Regions from separate parts of the Homo sapiens genome. Here region 1 is linked to region 2. Evidence: chromatin contacts called from ENCODE Hi-C or POLR2A ChIA-PET data. All regions are on one chromosome and are shown on one strand. The core of a region is the stretch at or near the end of the contact, and the rest is flanking DNA. Distances in the headings are between cores, read along the strand shown.

Region 1 (6,785 bases), core at 3,469-5,968, 150 kb after region 2:
AATTATGGCACATAATAGATATGTGTATACTTTTATGTATATATTATTTATAGAAACAGATATAGAAAGATAAATACTAATATATATGGGTATATGTTTGTATATGTGTAGGTATTTATAATATGATATTTATGTATATGTATATGTATATATTTATGGATATATACACAAAATAAACTGATCATACACTTATTTTTTTCACTTATGATAGGTTATAAACATATTTACATATCAATAAACATTCACCTACAGGATTGTCAATAATGTGAATGGAATTTTCATTCTAACAATGCTGTATATACACACAATTCTCTTGGTAGAATTATTAGGTTGCTTTCAGTTTTTAATTATAAAAAACCTATTGTGAAATTTTGCTTCTAGATGAGATGAAATAACAGAAGCCAGGTTTACCACCCCCCCAACTAAAAAATGAGACAAAATATGAATCAATGGTTTTTGAGACATTGGATATTGGACATCGGACATCAGTCATCAAAGGAAAGAGATGAGAACAAACAAAGCTAAGCCCCAGCTTGTAGTCTTAAAGGGATTCAAGACCACAGTGAAGAAGGGAAAACTCTGACAGAAACTGGCAGACTCCCTGACTTGTTAAGGATGATGTCTGGGGAGATCAGAGTGGTGAGAGTTCACAGCAGAGAGCACTGGGAAGGAGAGAGCTGCATAAAAGAAGATTATGGATGTCTGCAGGCCATCCTCCTCAAGTGTTTGGCAGAGCACTGATCAGAGCATGCATGTGAGGAAACTACCTGAGTCTTTCTTTCTCTGGAAGAAAGAACCACATGAAAAGATTAGTGGAACTGTAGCTGGAGCTCACATGAGCCTGGGAATAGTATCCATTTCCTCCAGCCAGGTTGGAAAATTTCCTAATTCACAGGACACTGGGTAGAGTGTTTAGGAGGATCTTGCCCTGGTAGTAGGGAACAATTAGCCCTAGACTAGGCTTATCAGGTGGAACTAGAGGGGTGTTAATCTAGCCTAAAAGATCAAACTGTTTCCAAGTAACTTAGCTGCGTCCCAGAAGAAAGCTCAAGAATATTCAGAGGAATATAAAAATATCCAGTGTTCTAAACCAGGCAAAGTTGCAATGTCTCTCATCTAATCGAAAATTGCCAGGCAGGTGAAGAAGCAGGAAAAACATATTGCAATGAACGACATTATCAGTGACATTTTGAGGGAATCTTTCAATTTGTCCACTCACAGCTGACCTAGCAGGAGGTGGACACCTGCCCCAGAGCAGGTTAGAGATCATCCTTGGGCAGCCAGTTACCTAAGGCCTCTCACCTGACTTTTCACAATGAGTAGAACCAATCAGCTACCTCTTTTCTTAATTTAAACTAAGAAGCAGAAAGAAGTTAGCAGTCGGTGGCGGATAATTGAGCTGAAAGGTCATATAAAGTTATGTGTGCGGTGTCATTATTACCCTAAGTACACATTGCAATTATGAAGAGCAGAGACTCAGAGTTAGAATGGAGCAGATCTATGTCCTATAAATCAAACAAGGTCAGCAGAAGGGGAAATGGGAGTAAGAGAGATGATTGCACTCAAGATGCTGCAGCTCTTCAGATTTTGAATCCTGGTTTTTCAGCTTTTTTTGAATTGCCAGAGCTCTATACCCTTATACCAGTGATCCTTACTTGGGAGTGGTTTGGGTTTCCCACTCCTCCCAGGAGACATTTGGCAATATCTGAAGGTATAGGGTTGTCACAGCTAGTGAGGGGCTGCTACTGGCATCTAGTGGATAAAATCCAGGGACGTTGCTAAGTATCCTACAATGTGCAGGACAGCCCCTACAACAAAGAATTATCTGTTCCCAAATGTCAACAGGCCAAATTTGAGAAATACTGCCTTATGTTAACCTCTTTTTGAACCTGAGTTACTTTGCACGGGTTTCTCTTTTTTATAAATAAGAAATGCTTCTGTCAAACACCACCGTAGCTAAGGCTTTGTTCACATCCTCATTATTTCCTTAGGTTAAATTGCTAGAACTAGACTTGTGGGGCGGAGGTAGGGTCAAAGAGCATGCATTGTTTCAAGAGTTCAGATATACACGGCCAATTAATGTAGCATCCTTTAACAGTTTACTCATGTGTACTGAAATCGAAGGCCAGATCAGGCTTTATGTTAGGAGAACAGCTCATCAACCTTAGCATGCATCTTTGTCTCTCATCCCTAACCTTCTCCTCTTTAGAATATCTTTCTTGGTGTCAACTCCAGGCAACTCTGCAACACATGTTGTACCACTCCTTTCCCTGTGTCCAAGACAGGCATTCATTCAACATACAGCAAGTGCTAACTGAGTGCTCACCATGTGCCTGAGAGTTCTTCCTCACACAATGCTCCAAGCAGCCACTGCTAATCAGTCAGAATTGGCACATGAAATTTAAATGAACAATAGCCCAAACGGCAAAATAACGATCAATCATTTCTGCCCTTTTGTACGGTTAAATCAAGGACATTGCTGTGAGATTTCTCCTCCTTTCTTCTTTTTCTATGTAAAGAGCAGGGGAATCATTGTGCAGACCAGAGCTGATACAAGCTCCCCTACTTTTGAGTCACTTCAGTGTTACACCTGACCCTTCCTTTCTCCAGAGAGAGGAAAGCTTGTTTTTTTCCACCTATTTGCCCTAGCAATAGGTCAGTAAGTGTGTTGCCTTAGGGAAAGCTGTAAGGCACACCAGAACGAACCAAAACCAAAACAAAACCCTCTTTACAGTTATTTTTAGAACGCCTGAAACCCTAATTACTTCCCTTTTAGATAGTTATTAGTGAGAAACTTTTTTCCAACAACAACAAAAAAACAACACTTACCTATGAAAATTATGTATCTTTTTTGTGTGATCCTAAAATAATGTTCCAGACTCTTGAGTCTGCCTCTGTTTTCCCACATTCCAGGACTATCTGGTTCAATGTGCAGCTGCTCAGATGTGCAGGAGGTGTTAGGACCTTAACCTTCCATCATCCCTGGGAGGGGTGTGTATTTCCCTCATGTACCTGCCAGAGATATGAACTTTCAGTGAGCCGTGTCAACCTCAACAGACCAGAAACAGAACTTAAAAGTCCACTTATATTTCATTATTTGAAATCATAATGATGCACATCAAAATTAAAGAAAAGAAAAGAAAAAGGGCAATGTCCTTACTTCTAAACAATATGCCATATTTTTTATCATCGTATCTGGGAGGCAGCAGATGGTGGCGGTTTCTTTTGCCCCCACTCACTTCCCTTTCTGAAAGGTGCCTTCGAATCTTCTTCATTGGCTTCAAATCTTCTTCATGGGCTCAAAAGTAAAATATATCCAGGGAAGAGGATCCCTTTTTTTTTTTTTTTTTTTTTTTTTTTCCCCACAAACTGGCTTCTGGATTTGTCATGGCATGTGGCACTAACTGTTACTTAACAGACGACTCAAATCTGCTGCAGCACTGCCAATTTTCCAGTAAATCTTCTTTTAATTTAAAGTTATTGAATCATCAATCGCTTCCCACTGTTCACTTAAAGCATAATCAATTTATTACTTTCTCCAAATAAGATAAGCCTAAACCAACCGGCAATTCCAACTCAGGTTCTTTATTTATTTCTTGTACCAGTTTATAAACTTAAAGATTAGCAGAGATGCCCTGACTTGACCGGATGGTCCCGGTTTCCTGTGATGATCAACAGTCCTTGAAAGAGAAAGGACTTACCACTGTGGATTTAAGGGAAAAAATAGTTCAAAACAATGGATATTGTTTAACTTCTCATACTAAGATGTAATTTACATTGTCAGGAAACCTAGATTCTCTCTCTCTGTTCTTCTTTCAGTTTCCTATGGTCTTCTCTGTGTGCAAATGACTGGCAAGCCTAGGAAAGGTACCAGCCTTGCGTTAACTTAACCCTTGGCTCTGCCTCAGCCTTCTTAATTAGGAATGAGTATACTACAAAGGTGGGTAAGAAATGAAGTGGTGATGGCTGGTGGGGCTACTCAGTGAAGGCACAATCATGTCTTCCCCAGTGCTTTCTTCAAGGTCATAGAAGGACCCAAACACTAAACCAATCTTCTTCTTCAGGTGTTTCTCAGGGCTGGTGGTTCTTGGCAACTATGAGTTGCAGTTGGCCTCAAAGCCCTAAGATGCACCTGTTGCGTGTATGTATTTCAGGTTGAATCTCATACATGACAGATTCTGGAAGGCTTAACAAAGTCAGTGCTGGATAAAGGCAGCATGATGATACTGACTTTTCTGAAATTTTTTGTTGGTTATGGCCAATAATTAATATAAACCGTTCTCTTGCATTTAAGCCTGACTTAACTACTTCTGAGTTTTATTGTGGGATATAAAAATTAAAAATATTGTATTAGCATTCTCTAGAAGGACAGGACTAATAGGATAGATGCATATATGAAAGGGAGTTTATTAAGGAGTATTGACTCACATGATCACAAGGTGAGGTCCCACAACAGGCCATCTGCAAGTTGAGGAGCAAGAAAGCCAGTAAAGTCCCAAAACCTCAAAAGTAGGAAAGCTGATAATGCAGCCCTCAGTCTGTAGCCGAAGGCCTGAGAGCCCCTGGCAAACCACTCGGGGGGTAGGTCCAAGAGTCCAAAAGCTGAAGAACCTGGAGTCTGATGTTTGAGGGCAGGAGGCATCCAACACAGGGGAAAGATGAAGGTCAGAAGACTCAGGCAGTCTAGTCCTTCCACGTTCCTCTGCCTGCTTTATTTTAGCCACACTGGCAGCTGAGCTGGCAGCTGGGTGCCCACCCAGATTGAGGGTGGGTCTGCCTCTCCCAGTCCAGTGACTCAAGTGTTAATCTCCTTTGGCAACACCCTCACAGACACCCCGGGGCAATACATTGCATCCTTCAATCCAATCAAGTTGACACTCAATATTAACCATCACAAATAGTAAGCAAAAATGATAATTTTTACCATTATTATCTCAAAATTATGAAAGCTTTTATCTATAGCACTTCCAGTTTTTTAAAAGTGAGATTCATAAGACTGTGTTTACCCACCACACTGAATGCTACTGTCATGACTTGGCATGAAAAATAGCCACCCACTCAGAGTCCAGGAACACTGTGCCCTCCCCTGTGACGTCAACCTGCCTGGTTTATTCAGTGTGTGGCTGTTGCTCAGCATTCACCCAACAACATTTTTGATGCATGATGCATATGGTGCTAAATGCTGGGAATGCAAACCTGAGTAAGGTATTGTCCTAATTCCTGCCTAACGGTTTTCTGGGTTTCACTGGCTATGATTTCTGATCCCTCCCTCCCTCCCTCCCTCCCTCCTTCCCTCCCTCTCTTCCTTCCTTCCTTCCTCCCTCCCTCTCTCCTTCCTTTCTTCCATTTTTTTCTTCCTTCCTCCCTCTCTTCTTCCTTCCATTTCCTTCTTTCCCTCCCTCCTTCCCTGCCTTCCTTCCTTCCTTCTTCATTCTCTCCCTCCCTCCCACCCTCTTTCTTTCTTCCTTCCTTCCTTCATCACTCCCTCCCTCCTTCCTTCCTTCCTTTCTTCCTTCCTTCCTCCCTCTCTCCTTCCTTCCTTCCATTTCCTTCTTTCCTTCCTTCCCTCCCTCCCTTCCCTCCTTCCTTTCTTCCTTCTCTCTCTCCCTCCCCCCCCCCACCTACCTTCCTTCCTTCCTTCCTTCCTTTCTTCCTTTCTTCCTTCCCTCCCTTGTTTCTTAACCATTGCTTGTTAAGGGATGGCTCTGCACTGAATTCTGGTAATCACCGTGCTTTTCTTTTACTAAAGGTGGAACACAGGGGTGAATCGTTTAGGGCAACTAAGGGTATGTGGGAGAGGTTGATGCTTTCCCTCTCACAGGTGAGTCTCAAGCCTCCAAGGAAATGACAGAAATGCTTACAGATGGTTTTAGGCAGTGGTGCCTTATGGGGGGGTAAGTTTTTGCTTTCTTTTCCTAAGAAAAGAACAATCCAATCTGATTGCTTCCCAGTGTTTTGGAATTGGATTTGTGTTTTGCAGTGATGAACCTGGCCTTAAGGTAGGTGCGGGGTGAGCCCATTAGAGATAAAAGGTAAAACCAGAAATCCAGTGGACAGCCATCTGAAACCCGTTCAGCCTGAAGCACTTTTTTCTAGACTCAAGAGCATCGTTGTATCAATAGAAAAGGGCAAAGATGGTGAAACAAAGTCATGTATATCCATCCATGTGCTTTCTCAAGCTTTTTATGGGTATTTTCTACAACTTAGATGTGCCTTGTCCTCACCAAAACCCATGTGGAAGTTTCATTGCAAGAGACAGTGTTGGGAAGTGGGGCCCAGTGGGAGGTGTTTGGGTCATAGGGGTGGATTCCTCACGATAAATTGGTGCCGTTCTCAGGATAGTGAGTGAGTTCTTACTCTTGCAAGACTGGATTAGTTCTTGCAGAGATGGATTAGTTCCCTCAAGAGTAGGTTGGTATAAAACATGTCACCCTCCTTGGTCCCTTCCTTTTCACACATGCCTACCCCAGTTTTGACCTTCTGTTATGTTATGACACAGCAGGAAAGCCCTGGCCAGAAGCCAGCGCCATGCCCTTGAAATTTCCCACCTGCAGAACCATGAGCTCAATAGACCTCATTTCTTTCTAAACGACCCAGTCTCAGATACTCTGTTATAGCAACACTAAATTGACTAAGACAGTGTTATTTTGTAGAAGTAATGTAATCCCTCTGAAAAGAACATGGGATTCAGAGAAAAATGCCACAGCTCTTAGTCCAGTTTTGCCATGACCTAGTAGAATGAGATTGCTGATGCTAAAAATGTTGAAATAAAATCATAGTATAAA
Region 2 (6,567 bases), core at 2,364-4,863:
GTCTCACTCTGTTGCCCAGGCTGGAGTGCAATGGCTTGATCATGGCTCACTGCAGCCTTCACCTTTGGGGCTCAAACAATCCTCCTGGCTCAGCCTCCCATGTAGCTGGGACCACAGGCATGCACCACCACACTTGGTTAATTTTTAATTTTTTTTTGTAGAGACAAGGTCTCACTTTGTTGCCCAGGCTGGTCTTGAACATCTGAGCTCAAGCCATCCTCCCATCTCAGCCTCCTAAAGTGCTCGGATTACAGGTGTGAGCCACTGCACAGCCACCACTTTCTAATATTAAAAGGGATGGATTGCGATTTTCCCTATTTTATGTTTGCCCAAATTGATATATTAAAAGGCTACCTTTTTCTCAAGGTCAGAGAGCCTAGTGGCAGAGCTAGGATAAACCTGAGAAATCTGACTCCAGAGTTTAATTCTTTTTTTTTTTTTTTTTTTTTTTTGAGATAGAGTCTTGCTCTTGTTTCCAGGCTGGGGTACGGTGGCATGATCTTGGCTCACTGCAACCTCCACCTCCCAGGTTCAAGCGATTCTCGTGGCTCAGCTTCCCAAGTAGCTGGGACTATAGGTGCCCGTCACCATGCCTGGCTAATTTTTTGTATTTTTAGTAGAGATGGGTTTTCACCATGTTGGCCAGGCTGGTCTCGAACTCCTGGCCTCAGATAATCTGCCTGCCATGGCCTCCTAAGGTACTGGGATTACAGGCATGAGCCACCACGGCTGGCCCAGAGTCCAATTCTTAACCATCACGCCATGTTGTCTCCTTCTGATACAGCAGAGCCCATTCTCCCATATTGGTAACATTTTCCTTAGAATATCAATGGACAGGTCTATCTGCACAGTGACTCAAGTGCAAAAACTGGAGCTTCTTCCACACTTTAACACATTACAATGCCAGTGAAAATAGGCATCTATTCCTGTACCCTTATGTATCTCACATGTCTTTATAGAATTGGGTTGACAACTTGGAACCATTCTAAATTCTGAACATTCTAGAACATTCCAATTCTGCGTTATGTGTCATCCAGCAGATGAGGAAAGAAAATCAAAAGCTTTAGGATGATAAATTCCTTTATTATCTTGTCCCTTAACTTCTATCTTCTGACCTAACTTCTAGGAACAACTCTCCTCTTGTACTGTACGCAATAGTTCTACTTAAAGACTGTTCCATGAAAGGAACAAGCTCTCATGACTCTCCATGCCTTCACCAATGGGCTAATTGCTGAACACATTCACTAGTTTTTTTTTGGAGAATATAAATTACTGTGGTCAGTAATCAAAAGCCAATGGACAGTGTTTCTCTTGAGTGGCTGTATTACCAATCATGCTTTATTTTTATTCTCCTTCCTTCCTTCCATAGGGGAGGAAAGACTTTTTCTCTCTCCTGTTAGGTTCTGTGGTTGGTCCTGAGAATTAAATAGACAAAAGACAGGTTAATAGGAGGGAAAGCATACAAATGTTATTTGATACTAATGTGTTTATGTGTATATGGGGCCTTTCATATGTAAGAAATGAGAATTCAAAGAGGTGAAAAGGCACAAGAACCTATATATCATTTTAACAGATAATAATAAATTATGGAGACATGGACAGTCAAGGGAGAAAGGGGTTTGGGTTTGGGGAGGCAAACCATGGGACAGTTACTAAGAAATACATAGGGAAAATTAATGGAAGGCAAATATAATTTTAGTAGGCTTGTTTGTATGGATTCATCTCAGCTTCGACTCCCCATCTCTGACAAAAATTCTCTCCTCTTCCTGGCACCTGGGGGGTACTTTTCTTACAGAAAATTTATGCCCCACTTTTATATACATAGAAAGTGGGGAGACAGCTCTTCCTGGATCTGCTATTTCTCAATCATCTTCAGCTCTAAATAATCTTCCTGGATCTGCTGTTTCTTGATCATCTACAGCTCAAAATAATCAATGTCCCAAAATAATATATTTTGGGGTGGCATACTATGACCCCTTTCACGTGTTTTCTTCTCATCTTTTTCTTCCTTTCTTTCATTCTTGTCCTTCTTTCATCTTTTTTCTCTTTTCTTTTTTCTATTTTTTGTAGCCTCTGGTTGTTTTTACATCACATTTTAACTAAATAAAGCAATAAAACTGTTTCTTCTGATTGTTTTTGCAGCAAGTATTCATCACATTTATAACTAAATAAGACACTAAAATGATTTCCATCTTGAAGAAAAAAGTGCTTCAAAATAAACACAATGATACCTTAAAATTGAACCACAATTTCTACCTGTTTCTCTTCCAATTGTTTGTTGAGGTTTCTGATGAGAATCGCTGGGTTGGCTTGGCAGAGAGACAGATCCTGAAGCATCTATTTCTGTTTTCTGCTTCTGTTTTGGCTCGAATTCTGGGTCTACCAGTAGTCTAAATGACCTCCACTTCCTCACTTTGACTCTACATACGTCTGACTGGCTGTGTTTGAGCCTGCCATACAAACAGAGGTGTGCAGTTCTCTTTAAACACCACTGTTCCATATATTTTCTTTCATACGATATTGAGTTAGACTCAGCAACCACCCCAATTATTCTGCCAGTTTTTCTTTATTATGCTTGACAACTACTTGGTGAGAGAATGGATTTTTCTTTGTGAAGTCAGCACACAGCCGCCGGTTGATTCTCTGAGAGAACAAGATATTTCACGAGTAACTGGATAAATGGGCCAACCTGACAGGACAGCAGGCCCTTGCCTCCAACAGTGCAAGAGAGCCTCTGTCAAGAGACCATGGCATTCCTCCCGTTTGGGAACTGATGACAGGATGGCTACAGTAAGCTGCAGCCAGATATTCTGCTAAGGAAACGAATAAGCAGAGAGATGAATATTTTGTATGCTTCCCATGTGTTCAGCTCTATCAGGCAGTCTCTCACACTTTATCTAATACATCTTCTCTGCTCTTCTTGACATAAAATTATCTTAAATTTTTACATGCAGAAAACTTATATATAAGGAACTAAAAAAATTAATCTGTTTAAAAGTTATACAGTGCGCAAGTGAGAAGCCAGATTTCAAAGAGAAACCAAACCTCTTGGAAACTTTGAAGGCCGACAGCATGGAGGTGGTTTGAGTGGACCCCAAACGGATGTGAACTGCCTCCTGACACTGGCCCAGTAAATGACTGGTTGTGGTGTACTGAGATAAACACTTTTAATTATTTTAAATATGAAGTAAAATCTAGAAAAAAATGTCCAGCAGAAAAAAAAAAAAAAAAAAACAACAACCAGCTCTTCTGGTTGTCATGGAGATAAGCCATTTAGCACTGCAAAGCCTTCCATGGGGAAGCAACGGCAATGGAGATTTCCAACTCCCAAGAACCGCATTCAAGGAGAGTTTCAACTTCCACTTGTCTTCCGAGGTCTGTTGTCTCTGAAAAAAAAATTTGTTGGGGAGGTAGGTATTTAAACTCATTTCCTGGGATAGAAAATCTAAGTAGCACATGCATATCCACAGAGCTTTGTTTCAGGACCCATAATGGGAACAAGTTTCCATTTCCTGTGAGGTGTGTACATAGTGTGTGTGTGTGTGTGTGTGTGTGTGTGTGTGTGTGTGTTAGAGAGAGAGAGAGCACCAATGAGCTCTCTAGAAACCATCGGAAGTGCCAGCTTGTAGAAGTAAACATAAAGCCCAGGCAAAGGACGAAAGAGAAAAAATTAGTTTGTCTCTAAAAGGAAACAGCCTTTAGATAGGAATGCATGTGAATCAGAAGAAACATGAAACTCTCATTCCTGGCTATACCATCTGCCCCACTTGTGAGGCACCGGCTAATTGTTGAGACACTGCTAGTGAAAATTGTGCAGGTTCACAGACTCTTAGGCAGCTGCTGTTTAGGGAAGTGTGGCGGCCGAGGGCCGACCTGGACTTCCGTTCTGGGAACTGGGGCTTCTCAGGAGAGTGGGTTTAGGGTAGCTGTGGCATGGAGGGTCCACAAGTTTCAGAAAATAGTGCCAGAGTGAAGTTACACTGGAGAAGAAGAGGTGGTCATACTACGGCATTCATTGCAAGGATGGAGACAAGGAGGTGAAGGCAGGCGGAGGCCCAGGTGCCAACTGATAGAGACAGGAGTACAGAGAAGACATGAGGGAGGATGGATAGAAGACAGAGTGGCTGAGGTTCCCTGCTGTGCTGAAGTTTTCAACGCAGTGCCTAAGCCTTAGCCCTTGGGTGGTGGGGAACAAGTCAAGCACACAAGGGGAATTAGAGAAGACCCACGCCTCCTTCTCTAGACGTGGAGGCAGGGAGTCAGGGAGGGCACATGGTTCATGTGGGTGCACACAGGAAATGAGAGAACGGAAACCACAAGTCAAGGGGCTTGCTGTCTTCTTGTCTGTTTGGATAAAAATAGAGCTACTGACTCAGCAGACAGTTTTCAACCTACCTTCAAGGCTCCCTGCTATAATTTTTTATTTCATTTCTTAATTTAAATTAGTTGATCACAGAAAAAGGCAGGTGATTTAAGCAGACCATATACTTCATTTAAGTCAAGGAACCATCATTGACACACCTAGCATTGTTGCATGCATATTCGTTGAAAATTCATCCATGAACTAACCATCATGATTAGGTACTGGTGATGGACAACTAAAATGATGGTAACTAAGTTAATGTACATTCCATATGTTATTCATTTCCAACATTTTTGATAAAGTAAGGAAATGGATAAGAGGGATACATTTTCAAGTCTGATAATGAAATAGATGTGCAAAACTGACAGTGGGACATATGTGGTTTTCAGAAGGAAAATGTTCATGAAAAAAGAGCTTCTCCATGATGGTCAAATGACAGGAAAGAAGCTGCATGCAGATGAGAAGAACTAGCACAAAGGGGAGTGTGAGAAGATGGGATAGCGGAAGCAGAGGTTGCATCAAACACTCGGAAGAGATCTTCTTATGAACATGACTATATCCATCAGTGTTTTCTCCTTCTTCTCCTAAAGAAGCAAGCAGACAAACAAACAAAAAACTAGAAGAATTTCCTAAGTCCTGCAAATTCAACTGTCCATGAAATTTAGAAATCAGATGATATGCTGACTTCAAAATACCTGTAGGGACTTTCAAAAGCCCCAAATAAGGCAGAAGCAGATGGAAGGAAGAGCAGTAGGAAAGAGTAGGAAAAATCAGAAGCTCAGAGAGTAATGAGTGGACTCATAAGAAGGAAAATTCAGGAAGATCCATAAAAATGCAAAAACTGATAGTCTGGTAGTACAAGAGCTATATTTCTCATTTGCAACAGTGGATATCTTGTGCCAGGACAAGGAAAGCTGGTGGTAGAAGTCACGATGGCCCCAGAAATGGAAATCCAGTCTCACACAGAAGAGCAATATTCACAGTGAGCATTCTGTTTCTGTGGCAGTGAAGGAATAAGCCCTTTGCTGTGAAGCCAGGACTGCCCTGCTTTGTCTCTGCCTATAGGACTAGTCTGCCAATAGCTGGGTCATAAAAAACCAAGTTTTTAATGATAAACAGTAAGAAAATTTATTGTGAATAAATATGTGGAAAAGATCTGCAAAGCTTTCCAACTGATACGGATTATTCTCCTAAAAACAGTGCCACTGAGCAAAGATGAACTGCAACCAAACATTTTGCCAGATTTTAAGGAGCATAATGAAGCAATTACTACTAAGAAGGAATGCCACAAAGTGGAAATGTAATAATTCCAGGAGAATGCCGAGAGACAACTGCAGGTTATAAGACAGGAATGAGGAGAACTCAGAAAATAAATAGAAGAAAAAGCGAAACCGTCATAGAAACGAAAAGGAAATCCAGTGGTCACAAGAGAGAATCGACGGCGTGATAAAAAGACAAAGAGTCCTGAAGGATAGAAATGAGAAAAATAAAGTAATATAGTAACATATAGTGAAAAAGCCCTAGAAAGAAAATGATAGATGTAAAATAAATGTCACTGGATTTTTTCTTTCTTTCTCTCTCTTTTCTTTCTTTTCTTTCTTTCTTTCTTTCTTTCTTTCTTTCTTTCTTTCTTTCTTTCTTTCTTTCTCTTTCTTTCTTTCTTTCTTTCTTCTTTCCTTCCTTCCTTCCTTCTTTCCTTCCTTCCTTTCTTTTTTTTTGACACAGAGTCTCGCTCTGTCACCCAGGCTGGAGTGCAGTGGCGCCATCTCAGCTCACTGCAACCTCTGCCCCCTGGGTTCAAGTGATTCTCCTGACTCTGCCTCCTAAGTAGCTGGGATTACAGGTGCGTGCCACCACACCTGGCTAATATTTGTATTTTTAGTAGAGGTGGTTTCGCCATGTTGACTAGGCTGGTCTCAAACTCCTGACTTCAAGTGATCCACCCTCCTTGGCCTCCCAAAGTGCTGGATTACAGGTGTGAGCCACTGCTCCCGGCCAGAATTTTCAAAGATGAGTGAAATAGAACAAATAGGCAAGGCATAAGTTAAATAAAATGAAACAAATCTGCATGCTGAACAGGCATACTATGAGCCAGAAAATACTCACTGCAAATTGTCAGCATCAAAATATAATTTTGTGAAATTGTTGAACTAGAAAAAGGAAAGGAGACATCTTTGGGAAGCCAGGTAAAAATACTGTCACTA

The links. A loop is a pair of places that touch in the nucleus more often than their neighbours do. ChIA-PET counts read pairs that join two places held with the same protein, here RNA polymerase II (POLR2A). Pooled maps may share reads with other maps.
Region 1: a map with no recorded cell type shows a loop between it and region 2 (12-fold over the local background). The contact joins the promoter of LINC00707 here to the enhancer-like site in region 2. A Hi-C loop is called at or near these places in 3 of 168 maps with a recorded cell type or tissue (A673, mammary epithelial cell and posterior cingulate gyrus), 6 of 37 single-sample maps with no recorded cell type and 7 of 50 pooled maps. POLR2A ChIA-PET finds 5 or more read pairs at or near these places in 1 of 52 experiments (MCF 10A).

What each region holds. Positions count from the first base shown.
Region 1 is chr10:6,777,531-6,784,315 of GRCh38, reverse strand. LINC00707 (long intergenic non-protein coding RNA 707) reads right to left here and starts at 4,718. Exons shown (of 5, transcript NR_038291.1): 1 at 4,429-4,718; 2 at 2,830-3,012. It overlaps LINC00706 (long intergenic non-protein coding RNA 706), which reads left to right and starts at 5,136. Exons shown (of 2, transcript NR_108074.1): 1 at 5,136-5,205.
Region 2 is chr10:6,925,442-6,932,008 of GRCh38, reverse strand. The region is part of intron 3 of LOC105376387 (a long non-coding RNA gene); the gene reads left to right. Among named protein-coding and RNA genes, the nearest start is that of LINC00707, 150 kb to the right of the region's middle. RefSeq lists enhancers at 3,874-3,963, 3,695-4,114. Within about 2 kb of position 3,613, at least 13 of the 41 ENCODE cell types and tissues checked have a DNase peak (open chromatin) inside an H3K27ac peak, as active enhancers do.